6 separate regions of the Homo sapiens genome follow, and all the other regions are linked to region 1. Evidence: chromatin loops called from intact Hi-C (ENCODE). Cell type or tissue: Caco-2. All regions are shown on one strand. Region 1 has its middle 45 kb from the start of SPAG16-DT. Region 2 has its middle 20 kb from the start of MIR4776-1. Region 3 has its middle 62 kb from the start of MIR4776-1. Region 4 has its middle 18 kb from the start of LINC01878. Region 5 holds the start of LOC107985981 (a long non-coding RNA gene). Region 6 overlaps LOC105373864 (a long non-coding RNA gene).

Region 1 (5,000 bases):
AGATCATAAACACACAAATGCCTTTTGTTTCTTTAGCTAATCTAATTTTATTGGTAAAGAAACCTTTAAATGCATTGTGATTTCTTTCACATGCGGATTAGTATACTCTCATATCTTCATATTCTCTTTTTTAATGGGGGGAAATAGTGCCTCACTTAAACCATGATGTGAGAGGCTCTGATACAATTAAAACGATCTAAACAGCTGTAGAAACATTTCTGAGCCTTGTTGATGAAGAAGTAATCTCGTTTGATGGACGTCTTCATTTCTATCTTAATCACAGCATGCAAGATTAGCAATACATGTGTTTCACTCCACTTAATTGCTCAGAACGCATGCACAAATGCAGGGCTTTACTTCAATTAATTATTTTGAATTTCAATGAACTTAGGAGAGACCACACTGAAAGTATCTGATAGAGTCCTTAGATAAATGTAATGAATGTTAGAGAAACTTTATATAACAGTCTCCTCCAAGTCTTGATTTTCTGCCATCATAGTGAAAGAATCTGAAAATATAAACATGAACATATAAAAATAAATCAGATAATTGGATGACCTAATGTGCTGTCTTTAGCTATAGTCATTAACTGAGGGTTCAAAGAATACTGAAAAACTATTAGATTAACTGTGCCGTGGTTATAGGAAAAAAGGAAAGGCATATGTTCTTACTCATACATTGATCTACCATTTCTGACCCTCATCATAAATTTATTAGTGACTATTCTGTTATACTTGTCTTGAAAAACATTCTAGATTTAAGTCAAGATTGTTTTTAAATTTTCATCATATGTGCTAAAACACCATGTTCTAAACACTTCCTAATTACTGCATATGCAAAAAAGCAATTAGAGTTACTTTATAGTTAGAAACTGGAAATAATACTTTGACTCTGGATTATAGGAAAAGGTTTAAAATTGAGAAATAATATTAGAATATGGACTATAAGGAATTAGGCTAAAAAGAGCCTTTTGTGAAATAAAAGTGAAATAAAAGTGAAATAAAAGGCAGTTTAAGCCTCAGTTTTGTTTATCAGAGACCAAGGTTGGTGACTTGTTCAGAATACCATGGAGAGAAGACAGCAGGCTGTCGTGGATGCTGGAGTTCACGAGAAAGGTACCTTGTAGAAACATGACACCCCAAATCAGCATAATTATGTGAAAGTCAAAATTTATTAGAAAGAATTGTTTCTGGGAAAAAAAGAAAAAATGACTGGGAAGGCAACAGAAAATGTGTATAAAATTAGGCAGAGAAATCTGTTTAAAAAGTACAGAAAAATCATAACAGAGAAAATAGTTTTTTGGCTGGGGCAATTGTTAATTTACTGTAACAACTGAAGTTGAGAATTGTACAAATATAAGTCTAGTAAACATGTATTCCTAACCAGCTGCCCTACATGGGCAGCATTGTAGATGTCTCCATGAGAGAAGAAAAATTGAAAATATTTTAATCTATTTTATCTTAAAATTTATTCCTATATTGAGGAGAAGTGCTAAGTCTGCCGAATTGGGAGGAACCCACCAAGAGTGCTACACAGAAATTAGTATCAATGTACCCCTATCTAAGCAGTAGGCATTTTCATGAGAAATAAATATATAATATAAATAAATTTATTATTACATACCCAGCAGCAAAGGTTTATTTCTCATGGAGACTTGATTTCTGCACTTTGATAGCTGATATATCCTAACTGCATTTGTCTCATGATTTAATGGTAAAATTTTTTATTTTCCATTAAGGTCAGGAATTTTAGTTTTGGACAATTTTTTTTTTTTTAAGAATTGCCTTCCTGGTTCCACTTTGACTCCATTACTAAATGAACATTTAAAAACTTTCTTTAAAAAAAAGCAAAAAAGAGCAAAACAAAAGAAAAACAGAAAAGCCCCTGCAGATTTCAAAAACTCTACTGAAGAAAAAAAGCAACAATGAAAGTCCTCTACTGATAACAAAAAGGGAAAACACCAGTTTGCTTGAGGAGCTAAGCTTTAGTATAACACAAGCTTACGAGCCCCTTCTAAAAAAAGTGGTCAAATGAAAATGCTTCAGAGATTGCTGGTGTATTCTTGAGAAAAAAACAGTTTGGTTGAAAGAACAGTTGCTTTCTGACTTCTGCTAAAAAGTTGAATTCCAACATAGTTGTCAGATGAAACTGTACAATCCAAATCTCCTCTTATTGACAATGGAATCTGGTTTTGGGTAAGTGACTTTATTACTCATCTGTTAGTTATTCTTTGAACAAAAGCAGTCTTGTTGCTCAACCTAAAATCGGAACAGATAAACGTGTAATACCCTTTGCACTGGGACTTGGGGTGTTGCCAAAGCCATGTTAAGAATTCAAGACTAAGTGCCATAATATTAAAGGCAGAATATCAAATTCATTCACACTTAAGGTTCATAAGCTGCAAAAATACACAAGTAATTCCTTCTCCTGAGATAACTCCATTTTAAACTTTTCTATAGTTACCAAACTGGAAAGTTTAGTTTTTCTAAAACCAAGCCATCATGTGCCTTATTGACACAAGGACAGCCAGAAATAACTCACACTAGAAAAATGGAGATTGTTTCAGAATATTATGAAATGAGACAAAATGGTCATATTTATTACACAGATTAGAATGAACTATCCACATAAAGAAGAGAAGCAGTTTGTTCCTAGTATGCGTGTTGTCAATAAATGAAAGAAACAGATGTAAACACCAAGTTCTCACATAGGTACAAAACCGAGGTGGATTTCTTACTCTACATATTTTGAAATCAGGAACAAGTATGAAGGCTTATTTTTATAACAGAACAATATTAGTTGCCAGGATTTTAGTTTTGATTTAAGAATAATTACATATTTTAAAATAGAATAAAAAAGACAAATACTATTAGTTAGTTGTTGGCTCTATTTTTATATGACTTTATGTAATAACATTCGGTTAACTTTAACTTTAACTTAAAAAAAATACTAAGCCTGCAAAATAAGTGAATGTTCAAAGGTAAAACTCTCCTTTGAGGCTGGGTGCGGTGGCTCACGCCTGTCACCCCAGCACTTTGGGAGGCTGAGGTGGGTGGTTTGCTAGGTCAGAAGTTCGAGACCAGCCTGACCAACATAGTGAAACCCCGTCTCTACTAAAAATACAAAAATTAGCCAGGCATGGTGGCTCATGCCTGTAATCCCAGCTACTCAGGAGGCTGAGGCAGGAGAATCTCTTGAACCTGGGAGGTGGAGGTTGCAGTGAGCTGAGATCGCACCACTGCACTCCAGCCTGGGCAACAAGAGCAAAGCTACGTTTCAAAAAACAAACAAACAAACAGACAAAAAACTCTCCTTTGAGAGAGCATTGCTTAGTACTCACAGGCTATTCTTTTTGGACACTTATACTTTAAAATATCGTTATTTTTGTAAGGCTCCTATTTATACATATTGCATAGAATATACAGATATGCATCAAGACATCGTAAAAAATATATAATTGGAGAAATATTTGTTAGGTGAAAATCAATAGTCATTTAAAAGTGAAACATATATTTATACACACATGTACACACACATATATTATATATTTATATACGCTCCCAACAACCCAAGAGAAATTAAAAATAGCATGCATTTTTCATTTGAATTTGTTTTGCCACACTATTTGGTTATTGAATCTCTAAAAATAGTAGATATTAAAAAAAGTTTATTGAATATTCAAAACTCAATAAACATACTTAAGTTTGACATACTAAAATAGTGCCTAACATTTAAGAGTGATTTTATTTATTTTCAGATCTCATGGATTAGTGTTTAAAACTGTGTTACTTTTATCTTAAAACCATTGTGCCAATGTAGCTCAGTCTATCTATAATTGAAAACATTTTAATTGAAAGATGATCCTTGTTCTTAAACAACATTGACCAGTGGCCTTTCCAACTTATGGAGATCTCCAGAACATAAAGAAAAGAAAGCTTACTTTAATTAAATAATATAAGTCAGCACAGTACCTTGTCTGCCTTATATGCTTAGCATCTTTCTACAACAGGTAATGATAATTTTCCCCTAATAACTGAGGTCAACAGTAGCAAATTCCAGTGCCTCTGCAGCCAGGCATGTAAGTAACCTCTGCAGTTGCTAAGTTGGTGTGGGAATTGAGATGAGAGGTTGGTATACTCTGCTTACAGGTATTTAAATTTAGTCTACATTTTTCTCAAACACTGTTCACCAGTGTTTTGCTTTCCTAACATTTTAGGCAGAGGGGCTAAATGAAAACAACAGTTGTTCTACAGTGACCTCTGTGAAAGATAAGAACAGAATGACTTGGTTAGTTTGTTAATGCAAATTCTCATCCATGCTTGGATATTCTAACTCTGTAGACCCAGGAACCCATATTTTTAGACACAGACAAGTTTATATTTCTAAGAATCTATTGTTAAAAATATACAAACGATTAAAAAATCAGATACATACTTTAAAAATAATCAATCAGAAATGACTGGCAAGTGACTGAAGATGCAGGGTTTGCTGCAATAAGAGGTATCAGATGTGAAGCAATCCTGATGTTTTAATATTGGCCAGCTATACACATTCCTATCTATTGTATTTGTTGTATATGGCTTATGGTTTTTTAAGATATAGGTGCAGTAAACAGTAGAGATCAAGAAAAAAAGTGTTTTGAGTTAAGTAGATTAATACAAATAAATCCTGAATGGTGACTGCTGATTTGTTTCAGTTCTTTTGATGTATTTTCACTTGTTTAAATGAGAGCTCCTAGAACAGATATTGGTTACAGATACTGGCACTTAACTTAGAAGCACATGTCATTGAATGACCTATGGGAAATAAACTTTTACCATGCTTTTAGAACTGATATTAGCAAGCAGTTGTCTAAGCTATATTTTTTCTCTGAATCTGCTAATTTTCATGACAACTATATTTGGTCAAGAAAATATACTATTGAAGTGATGCAACACTTCATCACTTTTCCCCCCATCTGACCTGTTTGCCTTGTTGCAACAACATTTTCAGTTTTATAC
Region 2 (5,000 bases), 330 kb before region 1:
TATAATGCTGGGATTATCCAAGCCAATCTAAATCATTCTAGGCTAGTGTAAGTTCCACATGGTAAAGGTGGTGGTGAGGGAGTTATTATAATAAAATACATAAGAAACTCTATGTCTTACCCATATGTGTATCCATGGCCACAGGAAGAATCAATACTGCAACTCTGATCAACAGTTTCATTCCTGCATTAGTAAGGAAATTAAAATCTTACTGTAAGGGTCCTCTTATTACAGGAAGTTCACTTCTATTAGGAATATTTCATAAACCAGTTTGTAGCCAAGGTCAAGAACCAGGAAGCATGGAATTAAGTAGACCACAATCAGTAAAACAGGACTTGGTTACCAAGCTTTGGGACAGGATCAGACAGGCTAGAAACCTGCTGGGCATTGTGCTTCCTGGTTGTGAGAATACAGGTCAATCATAGGGACTCAGAGCTGAGTCCAGAGCAGTATGAATGCACAGTAGAGGCAGGGGCCAAGCTGGAAGACAAGAGCATGAAAATAATATTTTATCCATGATGTTTTTATGAGACCACAGATCAGATTCCAATTAATTATTGGTGAGGATTAGCATCAAAGTTAATTCTTCTCATAGATTGAAAAAAATCACAGAATTGGCATGACAGACTATCTATACATGTACAACTTTCACTGTTTATAAAACATAAGGATAGGCCGGGTGCAGTGGCTCACGCCTGTAATCCCAGCACTTTGGGAGGCCGAGGCGGGCAGATCACAAGGGCAGGAAATCGAGACCATCCTGGCTAACACAGTGAAACCCCGTCTCTACTAAAAATACAAAAAATTAGCCGGGCGTGGTGGCAGGGGCCTATAGTCCTAGCTACTCGGGAGGCTGAGGCAGGAGAATGGCGTGAACCCGGGAGGCGGAGCTTGTGGTGAGCCGAGATCACACCACTGCACTCCAGCCTGGGTGACAGAGCAAGACTTGCTCTCAAAAAAAAATAATAATAATAATAATAATAATAAATAAAAAAACATAAGGATAAAGCTGCAGTGCTTTATGATTGTTACTAAAGTAACTTCCCTTGGAAAAAGAAGACCACATTTCAGAGTCTCATCAGTAAAGTTGTAACAAGTTAATACTTCTGAAGGTATTAAAATGAGCATTCCGTTTAATAATATTATTGTCAGAACACCTAAGATAAAGTGTAGTAAAGGAAATTCATTCATCATTCATCCATGCCTCTGACAATTATCAGATCTGGATTCGAGAAGTAAACTTGAAGGTCATCAGCCAATAAGAGAAAGTTGAAGCTGTGGATCCTAGAAATAGTGCACTGTAATGTCAACTTAGATACATTTTAGATATGATAGTGTTAAACGCTACTATAGATTAAGTAACATGAGGATGGAGAACTGACCGTTGTATGTGGTGTTGTGAGGCTCATTCGTGACTTTGACAAGAGTAGTCATTTCACTGGAGTACTGGGGGCCTTATTGGAGTAAGTTCAAGAGAAAATAGAGAACTTAGAGACTGTAAGTGGACTCAACACCTCCAGGGACTTTGTCTAAAAAGGGAAGGAGAGGAATGAAGAAGTAGCCAGGGTGAGTCAGGTCAAAAGAGGGCTTTCTAAGATGGGAGTATACCAGCGCATTTGTATGCAGATGAGAAAGATTCAGAAGAGGTGAAACAATTGATGACATAGACAGGAGAGAAAAAAACCACCACAGTGATATCCCTGAGTAGGCAGGAGTGGATAGGATCTAGGTCCTAAGTGGAGGAATTGGTCCCTGCTAGAGTCCAACTATAGCAGAAAAGGCTCTCAATATGTTGTTGTGAATGAATTTTAAAATGCTTAGTGTGTTCTTTCTTGAGATTTTAATATCTCACTCTTCTTTTTCTGACTTGTTCTTTTGTAAAAGAACTTGAAATCTAATTCAGAATAAACGTGAGGTAAATGAACAACTTGAATAAACTTTCGTCTATTAACATTTGTGGGAAATACAGTCAGATTACATGAAAGACAAATTAATTTGGGTTACTACTGATGGGAACCATCCTCAAACTAAGACGTGGCTAATAAAAATGAAATATCCAACAACATAAGGACATGGAGAACCAATCCTTTCTTGGGATAATCTTCACAGTAGTTAGGGGGTCCTAAAGCCTATAGGAAAAGTGAGGGCTCTAGAAAATATATTTCCCCAAATACTGTACATTCCTTGTGCCTTTTTATCCAACAGACTTCCTGGCTACGTGCAGACTGATAATGTTAGGGTGACAAACCTGCAGTGCATTATTAGCAAAAAGATAAGCATCACACCATTTCATGAGAGAAAAGATCTTACATCCTTAAGCATTTCAATGAAGAGTGTAGGATCAGTTCCTCCCATGTGAATCACTTTGACATTTAAAGGGTTCATGGAACCAAGAGAAAGGTAAGGCCCATTATTGTAAAAGGAAAATATCGTAACCCTCATGGAATGTTCCTGGATTTCTGCCATGCAGAGGAAGGGACTTGTAGTGGAAGGCGATAGGAATAATAGTCACCCAGGAGATGAGTAGCCAATCAAGCCACTTAAGGTTTGTGATCATTGAGGCAATAAAGCGTCATTCTCCTTGCAGGTTGGGCTCCAGTGCTAGTACACTCGACTACATTCTATCATCATCTACACAATGTGTGATCCAAAAGGATTAAGAGAATCAAGCCCTTCCTCTACTCACTCCTCCAAAGAGTAAAACAGACGCTGGTAAATATTTGTTTAAGAAAGATCTTTTCTGATAACCAAACTGGATGCCTTTTCAGAGCAACCACAGAGGTAGGATTAGAATTGTCTGTGTGGACTAGAAGGAGGTGGTTAGAGAAGGGAAGCTGGGTGTTACCATGGAAAGCTGGAATCCAGCTCTACTGGTACGTTAGCCTCTGCCACTCTGGAATCTTTTAATTGCCACAAAGCCCCATTTCTGGGTAAACACAATGAAACTCATTTTGAAAGGAGGAGAGGGAAAGGGCAAAGAACAGAGGAAGCAGCTTCCTTATTCAGGGAAAAGGGTAGGTAACTAGCACCTCGTAGACTGAAAAAACAAAAAAGAAGGTTTTAAATTCCCCAGGATTTACAGGTTAGCAAGGCCCCTGTACAGAGTCATATGTTCTTTGAGAGAATGAAAATGTCATATCTGAAACCTCAATAAGGCACATAAAAAGGCCCAATATATTCAGAATTACCAATTCTAAAGCTCAAGGAATCACATTAAGAGAAGGAGAGAGAAGAGAATGTCTCATGTTCCTTAGTTATGGCATTTCTGGCTTAAAAAAAAAAATCAACTTTTTAATTTTTTTTTTCTTTGCTATTTTACTGGAAACATCTCAGAGAGGAAAACTAACTGTTCATCCTTTGTTAAAGCACTCCTAACCCACAGGCCAGGCTAGACAGCTTGGGCTTAGTTGAGTGCCACTGGCTAAATTTAACAGTATGGCTTTCTCGTTCTTGAGTGTGAAGGCGAGCAGCAATCAGAGGTGCTATGCTCTAGTTCTCTTTAATCCATTTTTAATTATACTATAAACACAACATGTACAGCAATGGGTGACTTCCATGGATTGTTCTGGCAGGTATCAGCTTGTTTCCAACTGAATGATTTGTTTTCTTTTTCCGCCCCCACCAGCCACCCAGATCCTGGGCCCCAAGCCCTCTGATCCTCTTTTTCCTGAAAGAACGTCTTATTTGAAACGCCATTGTCCATCTTAAATTAAATGTCCATGTTAAATTAAATTGATTAATTTTCCAAGACATTAAAGATGTTTTAAGTTTAGAATAAACAAAGCAAAGAAAGGGCTCTTTTTGTAAAAATGATGCAAAGATGGGAAAATAAGTAGATTTTTTATAGTTTTTTGCAATAATTTATTTAAATAAGTTACATGTTATGTTTTCATAAGATTCTATGTCACAGTAAGGATGAGGGAAAATTAAATCTGTAGTATGAAACAAAATAAATAACATGGGTCAAATTTAAATGTTTCTAATTTCATTATATGTAGGGACTACCCCTATATTTCCATACTATTGTGAATATTTTATTTATATATAGTAATTTTTAATTTATGAAATACTCATTCAATAACATCTTACTTTATTCTCACAAATCTATAAGGTGTCATTATTCCCACTAAAGGGATGAGGGAATAGAGACTCAGAGATCAAGTGACTTGCCCAAGCTCATAGAGCTAAAAAATAGAAGAGTCTGAATTTGAAAGTAGATCTTTCAGCTCCTAATTTTGTCATCTTTATGCTATAAACATGGTAGCATTTTCAGCATTCCTTATTTTCACATTTTCTTCATCTCATCCTCTTACATAGAAGTAAACAGATTAATCTTGAGTATTTCACTAGGGCCAAATGTATCCGTTATCTCCTTTGTGCATGCTTCTCATTAAGTATTTCTAAAGTATTTCAGGCAAAGTTTAACATATTTAGTTAAGATGTGGTTTCCCAGTCTGTCTATTCTATCAGGACTTTGATTTCTACATCTAAAAAATGGGAATAATAATCACAACTCTTAGAAATATTTAGATATAATTGAAGCAAAATGTATCTTCATCATTATGCTTTATTTTTAATTAGAAAAGAACTGGAAGCATTTATTAATGTTTATTTTTTACAAAAAGAGATGACAAGATTTTGTTGCCAATGTCCTTAATAGTCCAGGCTTTTCCCCAACATAATTTGGAGGTAACTTTAGCAAGAGAAAGACACATAGGCAAAGATTTTTCAAATGTAAAAAAGGAACAATAAATACTGTGAAGTTAAAGGAATTTATTATTTTTCTACCGTGTGATAATAAGCATGAGGGATTAGCAAACACTTAAATTTTTTTAGAATAATTACATTTTGGGATGTTGTGAAATTTCAAACTTAGCTTGACCTTTTGGTGTTTGAGTTTGTCTACTTTTGGCATAAGACAATTTCCTGACTTTAAAGACATCAGGCAGCTCTTACCAATGAATATTTTAATTATTCAAGTTGCATAAATGACTTGAAAA
Region 3 (5,000 bases), 380 kb before region 1:
AAAAAGGATGAGTTTGTGTCCTATGTAGGGACATGGATGAAGCTGGAAACCATCATTCTCAGCAAACTATCACAAGGACAGAAAACCAAACACCGCATGTTCTCACTCATAGGTGGGAATTGAACAATGAGAACACTTGGACACAGGAAGGGTAACATCACACACCGGGGCCTGTCGTGGGGTGGGGAGAGTAGGGAGGGATAGCATTAGGAGATATAGCTAATGTAAATGATGAGTTAATGGGTGCAGCACACCAACATGGCACATGTATACATATATAACAAACCTACACATTTTACACATGTACCCTAGAACTTAAAGTATAGTAAAAGTAAATAATAAATAAAGTTTTTATTCTAATTTATTCATTTGACGTTTTCCAAATTATAAAACCAATATCTAACTGTGGTAACAAGATAAACAATATAAAGAGGGTTTATAAAATTATTTTTATCTTTTCTCACTTAATTTCCTCTCCTACACACACATACACACCCTATACACGCACTCACCCATATACACCTGTGCATATACAGCCACATATACACACAGAAGGCTTTGGTTTCCTTTAAATAAAACATCAAAATGGCATCATATTCTCTTACCCTGGGTGTCCTTTTATTCAGTTAACAATATATTATGGCCACCCAAAAATATGTAGGAATTAACTAAACTCTGTTTTTTCTAATAAATAATATGTGAACACAAAATAACATATCCTCATATGCACACATATAATATTATATATAAATAGAACTATATTGTATTATTTTAAAAGGTAGTCATTTTCTTTATTCTTCACTCCACTGTCCTCTTATCCTTCTGTCAACCTGTACACTGCCGTATCCTCTAATCTGCATCTGCTCTGGCAAAACCAAGATAAGTAGTTAATAATTCAGGTGGATGTTTTATATCATTAATGCTCTAATCATTTAGTTATATATTAAGAGTGATGGAACAGGCCCTGGGGTGCCTGTAAAGAACAATCTTAAATACTGGAGTTGAAAATACAGGGCATTTACTTGTTTGTGGTGTTGTTTAAAAGAAAATTCAAACCTATTATAATGTAATGTGACTTGACACCTTGTTTTTGTCTCTGATCATGGAAAACTCTGAGTAAACTGTAACCGTTCTAATTCATTTCTCTTGGTGGCTGCATGATATTCCAAGGTGTGAAGTTTTGGTTTGAGAACTTTACTATTTTGAATAATGCTGTTTTAAACATTCTTCTACATCTACCCTTTCATATTTATGGGTGAGTTTCCTATGGGTTATATTACTAGATCAAAGGGAATTTTAAATTTTCATAGATTTTCCCAGATTGTTATTTCAAAGAGGTTATAGCAACACTTTCACTATCAATGCATAGAAGAATACTTTTCTGCAAATCTCTATGAAAAATGGCTAATACATTTTTAAATGTTCCAGTTGGCTGTGTATAAAATCATATAATTGTCATTTTAATTTTAATTTCCCTGTTTACTTGGAAGTCTAGGAACCTTTTCATATGTTAACAGGTCACTGGCACTTGCCCTTTTGTAAAAACTCTAGTCATATATTTTGCTCATATTTCCACCTAGTTATTTATATATTTTCCACTTTTATTACTTTTTAAGAATTCTTTTTCTATTATGGCTCAATTTTCCCAAATCTATCACTTGACTTTTACTTTATGTTGAATTCTTGCTCAGAGAGCTCATATAGTGCTCATTAGGGTCATTCACTGGTTCCTTGTTTTATCTATTTGGAGAGGTCATAGTTCCTCCTTGTTTGCTGTTGTTTCTTGTGGGTGTACATTTATGTATTTGCATTGAATGATTAGTTACTGATTCCAGTCTTTTCTGTCTGGCTTGTTTTGTTTTATAATTGGACACATTTTGTTAGAGTCTTTGTAATTTACCTGATGAATTCCTTTTCTTTTTTCCCCACTAGGTTGCTGCCTCTTTTTTGGCACTAGATGGCGCCTGAAAGCCAGCTTTGCCTGTGCTCTAGCAAACAGAACGCTGCCTGACCTGAATCGGGTGGGTCCCAAACAGATAGTATCCTGGCTGTGTGGGAAGACTGGTTCATGCGCAGAGGACCTGTGTAAAGTACTTCCTACAGGGTGATGCTGCTGAACAACCACTCTGCTTTGGCGTCTCCTTTGGCTGAGCTACAGAGCAGAGTTTCCCTGGCTGAGGATGGTAGTCCCATCTCCACATTTTGTCTCTGCCTATCCTAAGGAATATTTTTCCTTTCAGGCACTAGGAAAGCTTTGCTGTGTTGAAGCAGGGACAGATATCCTGCCAGGGAACCCAAGATGATGGGGAAACTGGCCATCTGCCATGACCTCACTTTTTCTAGTGTAGAAACCATGAGTTAGAGGCAGACTTCCCATGTGCTTGGTGCCAAGCTGACTGATGGGAGGGGCATCACAGGTATGGAAGTCCAATTCCCTTATCATTTGCTCAACGTTTTTTCACTTACTTGTGGCCCTGGAAACTGTCTCATCTTTATATTTGAATTCTGGGATAATGCTGGTGATAATCTCAGTGCTGTTTATTTGGTTTTGGTTTTTCTGTTGTGGGTGGGGGTGCGTAGTGAAGCCAGATTGATTCTGTGCTGCCATTTTGAAAACAAAAACTGACTTTAAGCTATTTGCTGTACATTTTAAGTGCTTATATTAGCCAAATCAACTACAAAAAAGTTTACTCAAGTAATTGAATAACAGTTTCCAAAAAAGAATTTTTTAAAAAAATCTTACCAACAAGATATTTGGATGTGAAATTCTAAGATAGTTCCTTGGCTTAGAGGGAACATCATGGATTCATCCCCTTTCCATTCATCCTTTTGCTCTTTCATCTAAGTGTTTTAGCTTTTTATCCTAAGCCTAAATATTGACTGTTAGACATAAGATAGCTTCTAAGATACAAACATGGTGTTTTCACATGGTTGTGTTCAAAGGTAGAAAGCAGAGGTACTGGGGCAGTGAGAAAGCTCTCTCTTTCTCTTATTTTATTTTATTTTATTTTATATTTTATTTTATTTTATTTTATTTTATTTATTTTATTTTATTTATTTTATTTTATTTTATTTTATTTTATTTATTTTATCTTATTTTTGAGTCAGAGTCTCTCTCTGCTATGCAGCCTAGAGTATAGTGGTACAATCTCAGCTCACTGCAACCTCTACCTCCTGGGTTCGAGAAATTCTTGTGCGCCTCAGCCTCCAGAGTAGCTGGGATTACATAGGTGTGTGTGCCCTCACATACGGCTATTTTTTTTTTTTTTTTTTTGAGACGGAGTCACACTCTCTCACCCAGGCTGAAGTGCAGTGGCATGATCTCGGCTCACTGCAACCTCCTCCTCCCAGGTTCCAGTGATTCTCCTGCCTCAGTCTCCTTAGTAGCTGGGACTACAGGCGTGTGCCACCACATCGGGCTATTTTTTTTTTGAATTTTTAGTAGAGACAGGGTTTCACCGTGTTGGCTAGGCTGGTCTCAAACTCCTGGCCTGAAATGATCTGCCCACCTTGGCCTCCCAAAGTGCTGGAATTACAGATGTAAGCCACCACACCCTGCCCAAGAAAGTTCTCCTTACAAAAGAAGGGAATAGCCCTTGGATGAGCCATGTGTTTTCCACAGCCAAATACATACTTTTCTTCATAGCTTCTAGATTTCTTACATTATTTAAAAGGGTTTCTTCTACCTATAGATAGTACATTTAATCTCCCAATTTTTCGTTGTCTTATGTTTTATATTTAGGTCTCTGTTCTATCTAAAATTTATTTCTTATATCATTTGGATAAAAAAATTCAAAGAAATTTAATTTTGTTTTCCTTCAGGAGTAAAGCCAGTTTTGTCTGCACTCTTTATTAAATAAACCGGCTTTCCTCACTGAAGAAAAATACCAGCATTGTCATCTATTTAATGTTTGTGTATTCTGGAGGATTTTGAGTCCTCCCTTCTCCTGGCCTGATTTTATATCATGGGCTAATTCATTATTTATTTTATTTACTTTAAAATATTTTTATTTTCATGTAAGTCAAATGTTTTCCCACCATTCTTCACTCTTTCTTGGCTGTCATCAAATGTATTGTTATATAGGAATCTTAAGCTCATTATATTCAATTTGAAAATGAACAAACCAAATGCTAATGTTATTCTGATGGGATGAAAATGCATTAAATTTATGCATCACTTTTGTGGAGATTGACATTTTAAAGATATTAACTCTTCTCATCTTAGAATATAGTCAAGGTTATCATTTGTCTTTTATGTCCTTTGTCAATTTTTTTTTTAGTTTTCTCTATTTTGGGGGGTTGATCTTAAGTTTATTTTTAAGATTTTTATAGGTCTAATTACTGTTGTGAAGGAATAGTCATATTATGAGGAAATTACATATTTCTATTTCTAAGAAAACACTTTTTTTATATTTGTTTCTTATGCAGATACCATGCCACATTTTTTCTAAGAAGCTTTTACATATAATTTGAATTTTCAAATGCACAATTTTTCCACCAATAGCCTTTATATCAATTACTTCACTTTATTAACTTATTGCATTCCCTCGAATCTCCCAATGTTGCAGTGGTAATAACAGGTATCCCTGTGTAATATCTGATTTTAATTGAAATACTTTTCTTGTTTAACAACTCAGAATAATCACTAGATATTGGATTTGGGGAAACCAATATCTTATTTATGCAGTTTCCTTCTTATTTCACTTATATTTTTGTTAGAAATGGCTATTTGATTGTCTGAAATACTTATTAGCATTTAATGGTTTAGTCATATGGTTCCCTTTAAACAAAATTATGTAATAAATGATGTTGATTGATTTCCAGATATTGAACCATCCTTGTATTCTTAAAATAAAATCTACTTAGTTTTCAATATATTTCTAGATTCTATTTGTAAATATTTTCTTTAGAATTTTTGCATCTATATTTGCAAACTATATTTTATATTTTTCTTTTTATAGTATATTTGTCAGCTTTAACATTGTTGCTATTTTATTAGG
Region 4 (5,000 bases), 460 kb before region 1:
AGGAATTTGAATCTGTGATATCAGCACCACTGTCACCACTAAAGTGGAAGGAAAGATCATGGGCTTCAGGGAAAGAAAACTAGAGCTCTAATCCTGGTTCTACCACGCTAAACACCAGTCTCTTCTCTAAGTAATACATACAAAGCCTATGCAACTACCAAAAGAGGCACCAGTCTGGAAGAAGTGCATTAATGCATGCATTTTCAGAAGTACTCTTTACATAGTACTCACGTTGGGCTTTAGAGTAAAATCTGGTTTTGAAGATAGGATCTGCAACTCCTGGACCATGCTAACATCAGCAAGTTATTTAATTTCTTTAAAACACATATCCTCATCTGTAAAATGTATTTAATAATCACCACCTCAATGGATCATTAGAAGGATTAAATGAGGTTAAATACGAAAAGCTTTTAGCATATTTCTGGTCCATAGTAAGTGCTTCATCAAACTATCATTTGTACTCATTCCCACTGGATTAATAGAAATTAGGCATATATGCTAAGAGTACACTAATCATTGTGAATAAACATAAAAACTGATTAAATCCAAACCAAAAGTTTAGAAAATATAAAACTATTATTTTAATGTCCTTTAGTCTCGGTATCTGATATTCAGCAGGTCCAATACCAGAGTACTATTAGGTGATACTATAATACACAGCTGTGCAGCCAAAAGTATTTTTGAAAGTTTAAAAGAAAAAAAAATCACCTTTTCCTGAATTGACTAGAAAATACATTTATCTTATAAAGTTATCTCAGTCACTTTTTGTTTCATCACAAAATTTGGTAAAATTATGTGTAAGGGGCACTGAAACTCAAGTAATAAACACACACACATTTTAAGATTTCTGTATATTAGCCAAGATAATAAAAACACAATTATGATGATTTATTTTCTCTTTTGTCTGCATTAAGCAATAATAATAAAGCTAGACAGATCTAATCTCAGTAGAACTGACTCCGGTAAAAATGATGAACATAGACTTTATCTGTCTTGATAAGAATATTTTTAAAAAATTCTTTATATTTGTGCATAATTGTTTATATTGTGTGCATAATTGTTTATGCACAATTATTAGCGAACTTACAGCATAGATGCCTGTTTTCTACTAATCCAGTAGGAATGAGTACAAATGATAGTTTTACAAAGCACTTACTGTGGGCCAGCAGTATGCCAAAAGAAAACACATTATTTTTAGAGATGTTCCCATGTCAACATGTGCTCTAACATTTCTACAGAGATTTACAGTTGAAGTTTTCAGAGCCTTTGCATATGACATTATATTGTGGACCCTTCTCCAGGGAAGAAATATATCAATATTTTTAAAGATTGCTTAAACAAATCAGAAGTACCTAAAGGATGCAGATTCGACTGACTTAAATCTCATCCCAAAAGCTTGTATACTTTTTTGCAAGAACCTCATTTGAATGCTGGCCTATCAAGTCAAGCACAGCTATTTCGAGGGAAAATATAAAGGACCGCAGGAGTTAAATCTGCTGTTCATTAACATGAAAGGAAATTTCTTGCCCCATTTAACTAATATCTTAGTTGGTACAGTGTGACGAACAAATTTTAGTTGCTAAAATCTATTATACCTGCTTTAAATTGCATCTCCCTGTAGCCAGAGGCTCAATAGTTGGTTAAATTCAATTTGAGTTGCCACAGGCTGTTAATGAGTAGGTTTTCTATTTATTCTCTTAATTGTTCTTTATCTAAATTATCACTGATGATGAAATCTTACATGCACTACATTCCCACATAATCAGAAGGTCTAAATAATTTTTCCCCTTCAGGATAATGATATGGAACTAAAGGCTCATAAAAATCTTTAGGGATGGTTTGTTTTGTGTTTTTATATGTGCAACATTTAATTGCAAATTAAACAATTCCACTTGAACCTTGGTAGCATTAACAAAATATGGAAATAATAAATGAACAGAAAGTTATAATTACTAAGCCTATAGTAGGTGCCTAACAAATATATAAATATGTGCTGATTAAGTATCATAGTTGATTTCCAGCATTAGAAAGCCCTGCAAAACTTTTAAAACTCACAAGTTTTCTGTCTCAAGTACATCTTTGTAGATAATGTGTTATGTATATGACATGAATGTTGGAATTTCATTCTTAAATTAGTTACTGAGTTTATGATACAATAGCCACAGTAAAAATGAAAACAATGAATTGGGAGGGAAAATAGAATGTTCATCTATACCTATCACTTCCAGCAGAGGTCTCTAGAGAGCAACTAAAGTTATGGAAATAAGGGATATATGTTCAGTAATTTAAATAGAAAATTTAACTCTTCAGCTTCATGTGAGCCCTTTCTTTTCACCCACGCCCCTTTCTCTTTTGATGTCTGTGCTCCTTCATCAGATAAAAGACTGTCTAAAAAACTGATCAGAAGTAGACACAAGAGAACAGGTTAATCCCAAGTGCACCGGTGTAATGTGTCACAAAACAGACAATGTAATTATCTCAGCAGCCTGTTTAACCAGCTAATTCGGCAGCTTTGCATACCAGGGGTGAGCTCATCTGTTCACTAGATAACCAGCCAGGACATTTTTCACCAAGATCACTACAGTTTTACAAAAGCTTGTAAAAGCCTAAGGATTTAGTGTTTCATTGAATGTGATTTAAGAGCTTTTTGCAATCTTTTATTTATAGGGAAGCAACAGACTAACAAAAAGAGGAAAATGCAGATGAGTATTGTACAAGGCTCAAAAGATGAAGTCAATGATGTAAATATCCATATGTGTTCACTGAAAATGAAATATCTCTCTCTTTACTGGGAATCTCGACTTACAGAAAAGTGATTTTGAGGGCAAAGACTTCTAAGCCCAGTTTTGCTTTTCTTAGAAGTACATTTCTTTGCCATTGAACACATTCTTCATTTTGCTACAATAACACTCTTTTGGGGAATCAGTGTGAGCATTAGAGTCACATTGACTCGGACTTGAATTCTGGTTCTTCATCCTTTTTGTCTTCTTGATCTTGGGCAAGTTAGCTCCACAATTTCCTAATCTTTAAAATACTAATAATACATATTGCATGGTTACTGAGGGGCTTAAGTCATGTCAGGAAAATGCTTGGCACAAAGAGATAGCTAAATAAATAGTAAATACTATTACATGAGACACACACATATATGTATATATATAAAATATTGTATATACACACATACAGGCACATATATATATATACGTTTATATATACAAGTCAGTAACAAAAATTAACCAAAAACTCAGGAAACATATATTGTTACAAATTTTTTCCTTAAAATGACTATCCACTGATCTCAGTGACAAAACCATGTCCAGCAACTAGCACAGGGCCCCAAGTGCTTAATAATATTTGTTGAATGAAATAAACATAACAGACTAGGGGAAGAAAATCACTGAAGAATATATAAAATTAGCCAAAAATATTGACAATATTTTAAAGTAGTGTGTTTTCCTATTCAATATTTTCAGTAAATTAAACTTTGAAATCAAAGGACAGTAATTTCTATGTATAATAGCTTAGATGGAGCTTACACCTGTGATGTCACATGTCTCATCATTTGACATAGTTAAATGGCAATAGTGGCAGGAGAGTCCAAGTCTTAGACAATAATAAAAATAGCTTTGAAGGTGAGGGAAAGAAAAAGGAAGGTTCTGATTGAAAGTAAAGTCTGCAGAAGGGCCTGTTATTACACCAAAGTGACAAGAAAAGCACAAATGAATTACATCTGAGGTGCAATATGCCAAAGTATATGGCATGGGAAAACTCCATAGCCAGGGGGATGGCCAGGAAATAGATTTAAGAAAAAGCCAACCACCATCTCCTAGGTTCATGTGAAATAGCTTCAACAGCAAGTTCAAAGCCAGGGAAAAACAAAGGCTCTCTGCCTTTAGCTTCCATTCTACTACCAACAGAGACTGTTCACACATCAGCCAAAATGCAACTTGGATTTTGCTGCTCCCCTTCTCTAAAACCTCCTGTAACCCTGCTATGATTGACCTCTCTACTTCTCTTAATTTATTTCAAAGCACTCTTCCCTTGACGTGCTCCACTGAGACCATATTGGCCTCACTGCCATCTTTTGACAATAGCCTGAGGCATTTCTACCTACTATTAGCTGTCAGGAAGTCTATTCCTCTGACGTCTACAAGGCTTGCTTCCTCACCCCACTTCCTTCAGGTCCCTGCTCACATTTTACCCCTCACAAAGGCCTTTGCTGACCGCCCTTTCTAAAACTCCAACTCCAGTCACTCTCTGGTTTTTAATGCTGCTTAATTTTTTTCATAGCACTCACTGGACCTCAGTTTTCTTTATTTATTTGCTCATAAATATACTCTCTATTATCCCACTGGAATTTTAGCTCAGGGAGGCCAGGAGTTTATTTTCTTCCCTGGTCTATCCCCTGTGCCCAGAAGTCTCTGGCACATAACAGTGACTTGGTACACATATTTGTCAAATGAATGGTGGGAAAGGAGGACAGTAGCTGAATGTCTGTGTTGCCACCACATTTTATTCAATCTAGTTCCATATTGTATCGTAATTATGAATTTCTATGACCTGGTGCCACCCTTAGTTTGTCAATTCCTTTAAGTAGTATGGGGTCTTCATCTTTGACTAAAGCATCTGGCACCCTGTGGGTCTTAAGAAAATAGTTGTCTAGCAAACAAAAATTTTAAAAATGAACAAAAAGCACTAAATAGTGAACTTTGGAAGTTTTTTAAAAGTTGAGAATCATAGTGTATTTCCAAAAGTAAACACATTACGGTAATATTATGATGTAAGAAGTCCAGTAACAGATATCTTTGTCTCAGCCATTAATGAAAAGTTTCGGGCACAGACTTCATGTTGTGCAATTTTCAATACACATCAAGAAGTGTCTCATTATTATTATTCTTAACTTACAGGTGGGAAACCTGAAGAAAACACTTGTTAAGAATCCGGCCCAGAATTACAAAGCTAATAAGTGCCAGGACTTGAACCCCAGTCAGAGTAACCAC
Region 5 (5,000 bases), 51 kb before region 1:
TTACAACTGGATGCTAAACACTGACTGAATTAATTGCCCCCTCACTGAGGGCATAAGGTTAGCTTTCAACCATATGCCATAATTTTTTAAACGATTTTTTTTCTTTTCTAGAAGATGTATGTAGTATAACTAAAAAGCAATAAAAATTTTCACATTAAAACCAGAATCATTACTTTGTAGTGAAATAGCAGTCATAATTTCCTCTTTTAAAATTTTTATCCCTTTCTCTGTTCTCTTTGTTCTCTCTGCTCTACCCCCTTCCTTTGCATGAGTTTACATGTCTTGTGATATTTTTCTTTTTCCCTCAGAGCATAGATACAATTTCCTGTGGGGCACTCAGTATCTCCAAGACCTAGGATGTGCCTTGAGAGGTATGGTACTATTTTGAGGTAAGTTATAACATAAAACTGCATTAGCTCCCTCATTTGTGAAAAGTATACCAAATTCCCAGATATGTGGTAAGCAGTTACTGGTAAAAACACAATCCTAATGGTTTTCATAATTGATGTTTGCAAAACCAGAAATAATTCTGATCATATTGCATCCCCCTTATAGGACTCTGGCAGTGAGAAAGGATTTTGTATTTCATGAGTTTTAGTAGGTATTATATTTAGACTTTTTTCTGTAGCAGAAAAAATACTTCAGAAATTTTTTCTTATACTAGTTTGTGGAATATTAATGAAAGACAAACACACACATTTTTACTTTTATTGGTAAGATTTCAAGAAAGATGTGACAGATGATTCTCATGGAATATAAAGATTTTTCAGCTAATCTTTAAATTACTTTCATTTTTAATTTTTGTGGGTACATAGTAGGTATATTATATTTACGGGGTACATGAGATATTTTGGTACAGGCGTACAATGTGTAATAATCCCAGCATGGGAACTTTAAATTACTTTTAAAAGGAGACATTACTGCTCCATTTTGTTTACCTTTCCCAATAAAATGTAAGACTCAATGAGCATTCTCTCAGTTATTTGAAAAATTATTTTGTCTTACTTTGGCATAATTTTTGGAATGAGCTTTCTGCAATGTTCATTGGCCTAGACATTAATTATAAACTGCTTGACCTTAATTGATTTCTCATCCATCTATTAGTCCAAATCCATACTTCGGGTTTAAATAACTTAAGGAACATGATCTGACTCATGAAAAACTTCCATTGACTTTACTCGAGTCTGTGAAATTTTGTCAGACATCCAGAATCTAATTCATTGCTACATCCCAGAATACAAACTACAAACGAGAAACTGATGAACTTTGTACCAGGTAGCAGGGTAATGTTCTTTTAATGTTTTTCCTGGTTTCAATAAGATTTCTTTTATAAATAAATAGCATTTATAATGACATTTAGATTCCTGGTAGATAGCTATTCACTTACACTAGAGACATATGCTAAATGATTTTCTTACATAAAATATTAACATTACTGCTTATTATTATCATTATTTTTAGTTTCCTTTAAATTTACTTTTTATGCACCCCAGTTAAGTGCAGCCTATGTACAGAAACAATAAATTTTTGCTGGTTGTTTATTCTTAAAATATTTAGGCCTAGTTTCAATGGCTATAGTGGATAGCTGAAAAATTTTCCTCATGTTGTTGGAATGTAGGATGAATCAAAAGGAAGTTAACAATTCCAGAAAGATGGCAGCATGAGGGCACATATTCCACCCCCGAACAAAAATGTACTTCTTTGATTGGAAGTAAATCAATGACAGGTACAGTGCAGTGGGATGCAGGGTGCACAGGGGAGTAATACTGATGTCGGGAATGATACCAAACACAGACCACAAATCTTAAAGAAGTTCTTCCAAATATGGCAGCATTTAGAACCCATATACCATTTTTTTTTTCCAGGGTAGCACAGACTTATAGGAAAGTGAGGAAATTCTGGGAAATCCTAATATTAGAGAGACAAAGGTTGGCGCTGCAGGCAGGCTCTGAGGAATGACGGGGCCTTGAGCCTCTTTCCCACCAGAGTTCAACAACATTCCTAGGCCATGCTGGCATCTCTGGAATGTAAAGTGAGCACTCTGCCCCTCCTCACTTTGCTTCTCTGATCTGACATTTTCGTAGTTACCAAGTTCCCTCAGATGAAGGAAGGGAGAACCCTAATCTGAAGAGGGGAGGTCTGAAGTGGACAGGAACAGTATCAAGGAGACCACAGGAGGCAAAACATTAAAAGTTGAAGAAACAGCATAAATAACAGAAGACTGAAACTAAGGTGAGCGGGGAAAGCTTGCACTCTGCAAGCAGTTAGCCCAGGTTCCAGTCCTAGTGCACTGTTTACTTACTTGGTATGTGCTACCGAGCAAGTTTCTTGACCTGTTTGTGCCTCAGTTTTCTCATCTATAAAATGGGGATAATAACATGCATGTAAGAATTAAAAGATAATATGTTATTTATATAACAAGGGATTATGGCAATACCTGGCACATACCAAGAGTTCTGTAAATGCTGATTGCTTTTATTAAATTAAGTCATTTAATACATTTACTTTGTTATTAAATTAAATATCGCTATTACTAAATCTACATAAAAGTGAGATTAAACAACTTATTTAATAGACAAAAACTCCAATGACATCAAAAGTCGTCCATATGATATGTAAAAGAGAGCTGAAATAATGCAACTCAAAAGGTAATAGCAAAGGACATTATGCTAGAAACGCTAATCACTATTGCCTAGTCACATTCTCTCCTTGTAATAGTATCCAAAGACAGGAATAAAGGCCACATTCTTTTTCCTCTGACTCTACCCCACCTCTGGCTACAGCTGATTGGATCAAGGACAGACACCTGACCAAGGACAGTCACGCTGTGCTTTATGTCCCGGCAGAAAAAGGCTCTGGTGAGGATCAAATTTTTTTTTAATTTGGGTAATTAAATAAATGAGCTGAACGGAAGTGTGAATCAGTAACTCTTTGTAGCCTTAAATGAAGTACAGCGGGAAAAGGAACACAGGAACTCAAGCTTGCCCTGGGCTGCCTGGTGGGAAACAGACCCGGATCTGCAAAGGTGTTAGGTATCTGTGCAGAGGAAGCCGTCTCTGCCCCTGATTTCGGCCCTCAGAGCCCTCAATGACAGCAGTAGAGTCTTCTACTAAGCTATGTTTCTAAGGATAAGGTTGGGATCCTGACAGTGAATAAGGTTATCCTGCAGGATGGGGAGCTGAGAATTCTTGGCACTCGAGCCTCTCTGAGGCAGTTACCAATGCAAGCTCCCTCCCACACGTGAGGAGACATCCCTTTTTAAGTCCATCCTGTGACCAAAGCTTGGAATGCAGCGCTGGCTTTTGGAAATAAGCAAAGGCAGATTAAGGAAGAAAGATCCTTTACTGTGAGTTCTGACTGATATTTCCCTTCAGGGCCTTGAGGCTTAAGCCTTTCTTTCTAGAAGAATGGGGAGGGGAGGAGCTAGTCCCATTTGTTGCTAAGCGACTAAAGCTTTCTCGGGTCACGTTTGCAGCTATTGAGAATCAGTGACAAGGTGGATGTAGCGATGCGGGGAGAAGCCTCTCATTTCAAGATTTCTGGTTCTGTATTTTAAACCATGGAGTTCGCAAGAACAAAATTGATTGGAAGCCTATCAAAGTTCGAGAATGGTGTTTTTAGAAATAAGCCAAGCCTTAGAAGGAGGGATGAGTTTCAGGCTTAAACCAACACAGCAGGGCATCTTATCTTCCTCTGCAAAGTCCAGGCCCGATACAAAGGATGCTAAGAATAAATTTAACAAAAAATATACACAACCTGTATGAAGGAAAAAACACAAACCAACCAACGAAATGAAGGGCCTAAACTAATAGAATGAATGGAGAGTCATGACATGTCTTTTTGGAAAGACAGATACTGTAAAGATGTAAATTTTCTGCAAACTATTTGTAAGTATAACACAGAGATCCATTTTGTATTTGACATGACAACATAACTCTCATTTATTTGGAAGACTAAATGTAGGAATATCCAGAAACATTCTGAGAAAAAAAGAGAAACAAGTAGGAATTTGCCTGTGGTGTAGTAAACCTTTTTTTTTTTTTTTTTTTTTTTTTTGAGGCAGAGTCTCGCTCTGTCGCCCAGGCTAGAGTGCAGTGGCGCGATCTTGGCTCACTGCAAGCTCCGCCTCCCGGGTTCACGCCATTCTCCTGCCTCAGCCTCCCGAGTAGCTGGGACTACAGGCGCCCACCACCACGCCCGGCTAATTTTTTGTATTTTTAGTAGAGACGGGGTTTCACCGCGTTAGCCAAGATGTTCTCCATCTCCTGACCTCGTGATCCGCCCGCCTCGGCCTCCCAAAGTGCTGGGATTACAGGCGTGAGCCACCGCGCCTGGCCTTAAGCCATATTTTTAAGGTGTGACAATTGAAACTGTGATAGTGTTTGAGTAACAGCATCGGAGTAAACAGGCAGATCAATGGAAGAGATTAAAAAGTAAAGAAGCAAACATAGCTGTAAGTCCCTGGGAATTTAGAGGTGATATTTCAAATCAATGTACTGAATGGGTTTTCCAAAAAAATGTTTTGGAACAAATGGCTAGTGTTTGCAAAAATATAAGAGAACCCTGCCTCCCACTTAATTATATTTTGAAATTTAAGGCTGGGCACGGTGGCTCACACCTGTAAACCAGAAAAGCCAGCACTTTGGGAGGCCAAGGTAGGAGGATCACTTGAGGCCAGGAGTTCAAGACTAGTCTGGGTAACATAGCAAGACCCTGTGTCTACAAAAATTTTTTTTTTTAATTTGCCAGGGGGATGGTGCCGTCTGTAGTCCTAGGTACTTGAGAGGCTGAGGAGGAAGGATCCCTTGAGCCCAGGAGTTCTAGGCTGCAATGAGTTATAATCACCCACTAGACTAGAGCCTGGGCAGCAGAGCCAGATCCTGTCTTTGTTTTTTTTTTTTTTTGAGACGGAGTCTCGCTCTGTCGCCCAGGTCAGACTGCGGACTGCAGTGGCACAATCTCGGCTCACTGCAAGCTCCGCTTCCCGGGTTCACGCCATT
Region 6 (5,000 bases), 63 kb before region 1:
GTTTTCAGTCCTACTCACCAATTTATACAAAGATGATTTTGAAATTTTACTTATAAATTTCAATTTCCATCTTAATGTTAGTAGTTCTTACAAAGTAATCAAAGGATTGGCTAGTTTGTTTTTGACAAATGTACTTCAAACATACTGTAATATTTTTGGCATGTCAGAAAATTTTGTATTTAAATTTTTTAGCTATCAGAATATGAAAAGTGTTTTTAAAGATGGCAGATTTACTTACATTGCTTCAGCTGTAAAAGAATGTTCTAGTAGACACCATCCCCAAAATCCCTTTTCAAAATGTATATTCTTTTTGAAAGTAATTACTGTTTCACTTATTGTTAAAATATTACCTCTACCATTAAGGAATTGCTTATTTATATTTTTGCAGGTATCTATTAGGCAGTATAGCCACTGGCTATGACAGAAAATGTCACCAACCAGAAGCTGACAATCAAGAGAGCCCTTTCTCAGGGCTAAGAAGAAGGAGTGAAAAATAAATCTAGAGGGGCCAATGAAAGATATCTGACACACATAAAATCAGTCACACATGGGTGAACTGTAAGAGACTGAAAGTAAATAAATGAATGAAGTTACCCTTGTCAAGCCCTCCAGTTATGGAACTCCTCCATTTCCCTCAAAAAACCTCATATAATCACATGTGAGAAAAGACTGTTAGGGTCTCTAATGGGGCCTCTTTTCTAAACAAACTGAGAAATGAAGCAACATGTAACATATGAAGGCAAATTCTCATGTTTAGTATTATGAAATCTAGATTAAAGAATGTAGCTTAATATAAGTACCAGATGGGCCTGCTACAAAGACCCCAGATATAGCAAATTTACCCAATCCATTTAGGTGTTGCTATAGAGAGGCAGGTGTCCCCCAGGGAGAGGACAGAATTCCAGTAGTCCAAGGAGAGGACTGACAGTATCGGGTTGGAGGGGTAGAAAGACCAAGACTTTGCCTAGTAAAGTCCCTTCTAATAGAAACAAGGCTTGTGAAAACCATGTTCCCTTCTACTGAAGATTGGCTAACGAGCAGATCTAGTGAGGATACCAGGGTCAACTCATATAGTAAATATCAATAAAGTGTAATGTATTTCTTTTTAGATAAAAATAAATAGAAGTACAAGTTCTAATGTTTTCTTTCTTTAACCTGAGGGATTTTTCTGCAGACCTCTTAGGGTATACCACTTTTGAGGCTGTTGGGCTGAAATGTGCACTATTGGACCACTATTGGCAAGTTTTGTTCTAGCCCAGTTCCTGGTAATAATCCTGGCCAAAGGTGGGAAGAATTTCATGCTGTGGGCAAAATTTGCCTCAGGCACTATTTTGACTTTCATCCAGGTGTCCTGGAATCTGACTTAGTCCCAGTACCACTTCCAACCAAGCTCCAGGCCCATCTTCCACTGAATATGTCCTCTAGCTCTTTGTGAATAGCTCAGCAGCAACATGTCATCACTGCTTAATTCGAAACTGACTGCTATTGACAGTGTGTCAGCCTTATGATTATATATGAAGGACAATATATTATGTCAATTCACTTAAGTCTTTATCTCTCATGAAGGTTGGAATGGCTTTTATTTTTTATCTGATTGACTCTCAGCAAATCAAGCAAGAGGTCTTAAAAAGAAAAAGTAGAAATATCTTACAATTCAATTGATACAATGGATAGAATTTTCTGTTCCTACTCCAATGTCGTCATAGTAAGAAAAGAATTTGAAACTTGAATTTGAAATTTGAAACTTGAAAGACTAAAATGGGAGACTAATGACATTTACGCTGTCTTCTATCCTTTTTTTGTTGTTAGAATCTATTTTTTTAAATAAACTTTTACTTTTAGATTAGTTTTAGATTTACAGGAAAAAAGTTGCAAAAACTGTACAACTGAACTCTACAATTCACTCTCAGTTCCAAAACCACCTTCAAAGTTTTTTTTTTTTTTTACTTGTTTGGTTGTTGGGATTGGTTTGCTTTTCATTTTTTGAAACCACATGCATTTAATGTTACTTCAGGGCAATAATCCCAAGATTTGTGTAGGGAGATAACACTGCCATATTCCAGGGATTTAGGGTAATAAAAACACCCTGCTTAGTTAGAATAAGAATTCAGAGCCATGACCTCCGGTCTTCTTAAGTAAATACAGGAGAATTTAAAGCTGCCCTCTGGGCAAATATTTTAGGGGCTGATGAGCATTTACCTTCACTTAAGATATAGCTTGTCATCAATATACCCAAGTGACTGACAATTTCTATTTACTGTTTAATAAAAATGAACCCAGAATCCACTGAAGTTCCTTGTCAACTCCAGGACAAAAAAGGAGGTACATCTTGATGAGCAAGTAGAACAACATTTTAAAGTCTAAGAAGGTCACCAGTCTTTGGATGAGTCTATAGTAACTTAGAAGCTTGTTGCCCAATAACCCAAAGAGGAGAATGAACAAACTCAAAATGAGGGAGTGTGACTGCCCCTTTAACACTTAAACTCCATGCCCTTGGAAGCAGAAGTCCTAAAACTCCACAAAGAAACTACATTGGTGCTCAACAAATATTTGTTAACTAATTGACTCTGAAGAAATTTGGTAATTTTTACTCTGCATAAAGAGTGAGAAGTGGCCACTGAGTTGCCAAGAAAACAGAGAAGGCTTAGGAAGAAGAAATTTATGCTCTAGCACTGAATTTACTAGTCAGGGTTCTCCAGAGAAACAGAATCAATAGGACATCGATATATTGATTTATTATGGGAATTGGCTCACTTGATTATGGAGGCCAAGAAGTCCCTCCATCTACTGTTTGCAAGCTGGAGAACCAGGAAAGCTGGTGGTGTAGTCAGCCCACTGTATCTGTGGGTTCCATGGATGCAATCCACCATGGATAGAAAATATTCAGAAAAGAAAAGTATTTTAAAAAATACAAATTTAAAAAATACAGTATAGCAACTATTTACATAACATTTACATTTTATTAGGTATTATAAGTAATCTATAAGTGATTTAAAATATTCAAAAGGATGTGCACAGGTTATATGCAAATACTACTCCATTTTATGTAAGAGACTTGAGCATCTGTGGATTTTGGTACTTTCTATGAGTCCTGGAACCAATCCTCTGCAGATACCAAGGGATGACTATAATTTAGTCTGAGTCTGAAGGACTGAGAACTGGGGATAGGAGGAAAGGCTGGTGTAAGTCCTAGAGTCCAAAGGCCTAGGGACCAGAAGTTCCAATATCCCAGGGCAGAAGAAGATGGATGTCCCAGCTCAAAAAGAGAGAGAGAGAATTTACCCTTCCTCTGCCTTATTGTTCTATTTAGGCCCTCAACAGGCTGGTGAGGGTGGTCTTCTTTACTTGGTCTACTTACAAAAATGCTAATCTCTTCTGGAAATACCCTCACAGACACACACAAAAATAAAGTTTTACCAGCTATCTGGGCATCCTTTAGCCCAGTCAAGTTAACCCATAAAATTAATCATCACAAGCACCCTATTTTTAAACTTGTGTTTCTGCAGGGAAAATACATACACAGGCCAAGAAGCAAAACACCTTAGACCCAAGTTTGTTTTTTTTTTAAGTTTACTTTATTCAACATTCTGTGCTATGACCTTCTCATATACTTAGCACTGTATGGAAGACACAAAGACATAAGACACAGACTCTGTTCTCAGGGATCATATATTCTTAACAATAAGAGCCCATATATGCATATGACAACTTGAATATAAAACCTACATGATAAAGTTCCAAGTGAGTTATACAGACAAGTGCTGTGAGAATTCAGAAGAGAGAGGAACCACTGTGTGCAGAAAGTCTTCTGGAGGTGAAAGCTGAGTGAATCCTTAGAAATTCAGAAGGATTTGAGTAAATACAGAAGTAAGAGTAAACTGTTTCTACACCTACTTTTTCTATCGGAAAGAGGGTGAACAAAGAATACAAGGTGAAAATAATCACTGATTTGTCCATGGGGTTGCAAGTAAACCAGTTTAACTTGAATGTATAATTCATACTGAGGAGTAATGAGGGAGAAATTAAAAATTCAAAACAGATTACAGAAAGCCTGGAAGGGTCAGCCAAAGCTTTCCCTCTGTGGAACAAAGGACAGGACCTGGGGCTGATTTTCAGCAGCCGCATTCACTAGATATGGAACACTAGGCAAACTTTTAAACCTCTCCCAAAGCTGTGGTTTCCTCATACTTGTGTGTCAGACTTGTGCATTATCAATAATATGCATAGTGTGGCACTCACTGAGTGATTGCTCAACAAACCTAGTATCATTTTAGGTAATGGAAAATCACTGTAGACTTTGGATGAGCAAAGCCTTAAATTAAGCAGTACTCCCCATGAAACAGGTTTTGTATATAAGATGGGGTCAAGAAATTGAGATGGGAAAAAGAAAAACAGAAGGGATTTTAAGGTAGGGGGCTGCACTGTGGAAACCTAGTTTCTTTGAGATTGAAGCATTGAGGAGTAGTTTCCAGACTTAGGAAGTTGTAGCAAGAAGTGTCAACTGAATATTTAAGTTTTATGTGGAAAGGATGAAATGATGGAAGCTCTGTATGGAGAGGGAGAACAGTACAGTGGAAGAGAGACAGGCAGTAGGCAAGTTTATGGTCAAAGAGGAAAGAGATTAAGGCTTAAATCTTAGTGAATCTGAACCTTGTGAGGATACCATTTGCAAGGAGTTGGTCAGATTGCTGGAGAGACGTTATGGAGAAGACACATAGCCTGGTGGATTTAAGGAAAGCCAAGAATTTTAAATTATTTATATCATGTGAAGATTCAACCAATGATTTGACATTGTTGAGGATAGCAACCAAATTTTAAATAACAGGAGAAAAACATGAGGCAGATTATGAAATTCTGAAAATAACGAGGAAGAGCCAATCTTTCCCGGGGGGTGGAGACAGAGAGAAAAGTAGAAATGCAAAAGGGCTAAAAAGTGGTATATTGTGATATCTAAACATCAAAGGAAAAAAATGGAATAGTAAGTGTGAGTGAAAAATCTG

Evidence for each region. Peaks named below come from ENCODE experiments on the same cell type or tissue, not always from the same donor. Only the 100,000 strongest peaks of a DNase experiment are listed, where the experiment ranks them.
Region 2: a loop joins it to region 1, with 5 times the contacts of the local background. A loop is called at or near these places in 4 of 110 quality-filtered maps.
Region 3: a loop joins it to region 1, with 8 times the contacts of the local background. A loop is called at or near these places in 8 of 110 quality-filtered maps.
Region 4: it touches region 1 in a loop (8-fold over the local background); 12 of 110 quality-filtered maps call a loop at or near these places.
Region 5: it touches region 1 in a loop (8-fold over the local background); 7 of 110 quality-filtered maps call a loop at or near these places.
Region 6: a loop joins it to region 1, with 10 times the contacts of the local background. A loop is called at or near these places in 9 of 110 quality-filtered maps.

The regions. Positions count from the first base shown.
Region 1 is chr2:213,236,889-213,241,888 of GRCh38, forward strand. No RefSeq gene overlaps it. Among named protein-coding and RNA genes, the nearest start is that of SPAG16-DT, 45 kb to the right of the region's middle. In Caco-2, no CTCF peak of the experiment used is centred here; a DNase peak (open chromatin) is centred at 2,303.
Region 2 is chr2:212,903,261-212,908,260 of GRCh38, forward strand. No RefSeq gene overlaps it. Among named protein-coding and RNA genes, the nearest start is that of MIR4776-1, 20 kb to the right of the region's middle. In Caco-2, no CTCF peak of the experiment used is centred here; a DNase peak (open chromatin) is centred at 2,871.
Region 3 is chr2:212,861,374-212,866,373 of GRCh38, forward strand. No RefSeq gene overlaps it. Among named protein-coding and RNA genes, the nearest start is that of MIR4776-1, 62 kb to the right of the region's middle. RefSeq lists an enhancer at 1,812-2,106. In Caco-2, a CTCF peak has its summit at 1,947 (motif pointing right); a DNase peak (open chromatin) is centred at 1,998.
Region 4 is chr2:212,774,886-212,779,885 of GRCh38, forward strand. No RefSeq gene overlaps it. Among named protein-coding and RNA genes, the nearest start is that of LINC01878, 18 kb to the right of the region's middle. In Caco-2, a CTCF peak has its summit at 2,261 (motif pointing right); a DNase peak (open chromatin) is centred at 2,426; H3K27me3 peaks cover 125 bases.
Region 5 is chr2:213,186,359-213,191,358 of GRCh38, forward strand. LOC107985981 (a long non-coding RNA gene) reads left to right here and starts at 2,081. Exons shown (of 5, transcript XR_007088069.1): 1 at 2,081-2,232; 2 at 2,784-2,858. RefSeq lists enhancers at 1,232-2,094, 2,095-2,955, 3,818-4,678. In Caco-2, no CTCF peak of the experiment used is centred here; DNase peaks (open chromatin) are centred at 2,013 and 3,333; H3K4me3 peaks cover 540 bases.
Region 6 is chr2:213,173,678-213,178,677 of GRCh38, forward strand. LOC105373864 (a long non-coding RNA gene) reads left to right here. Exons shown (of 3, transcript XR_923851.3): 3 at 389-593. Among named protein-coding and RNA genes, the nearest start is that of LINC01953, 8.5 kb to the left of the region's middle. In Caco-2, no CTCF peak of the experiment used is centred here; a DNase peak (open chromatin) is centred at 2,164.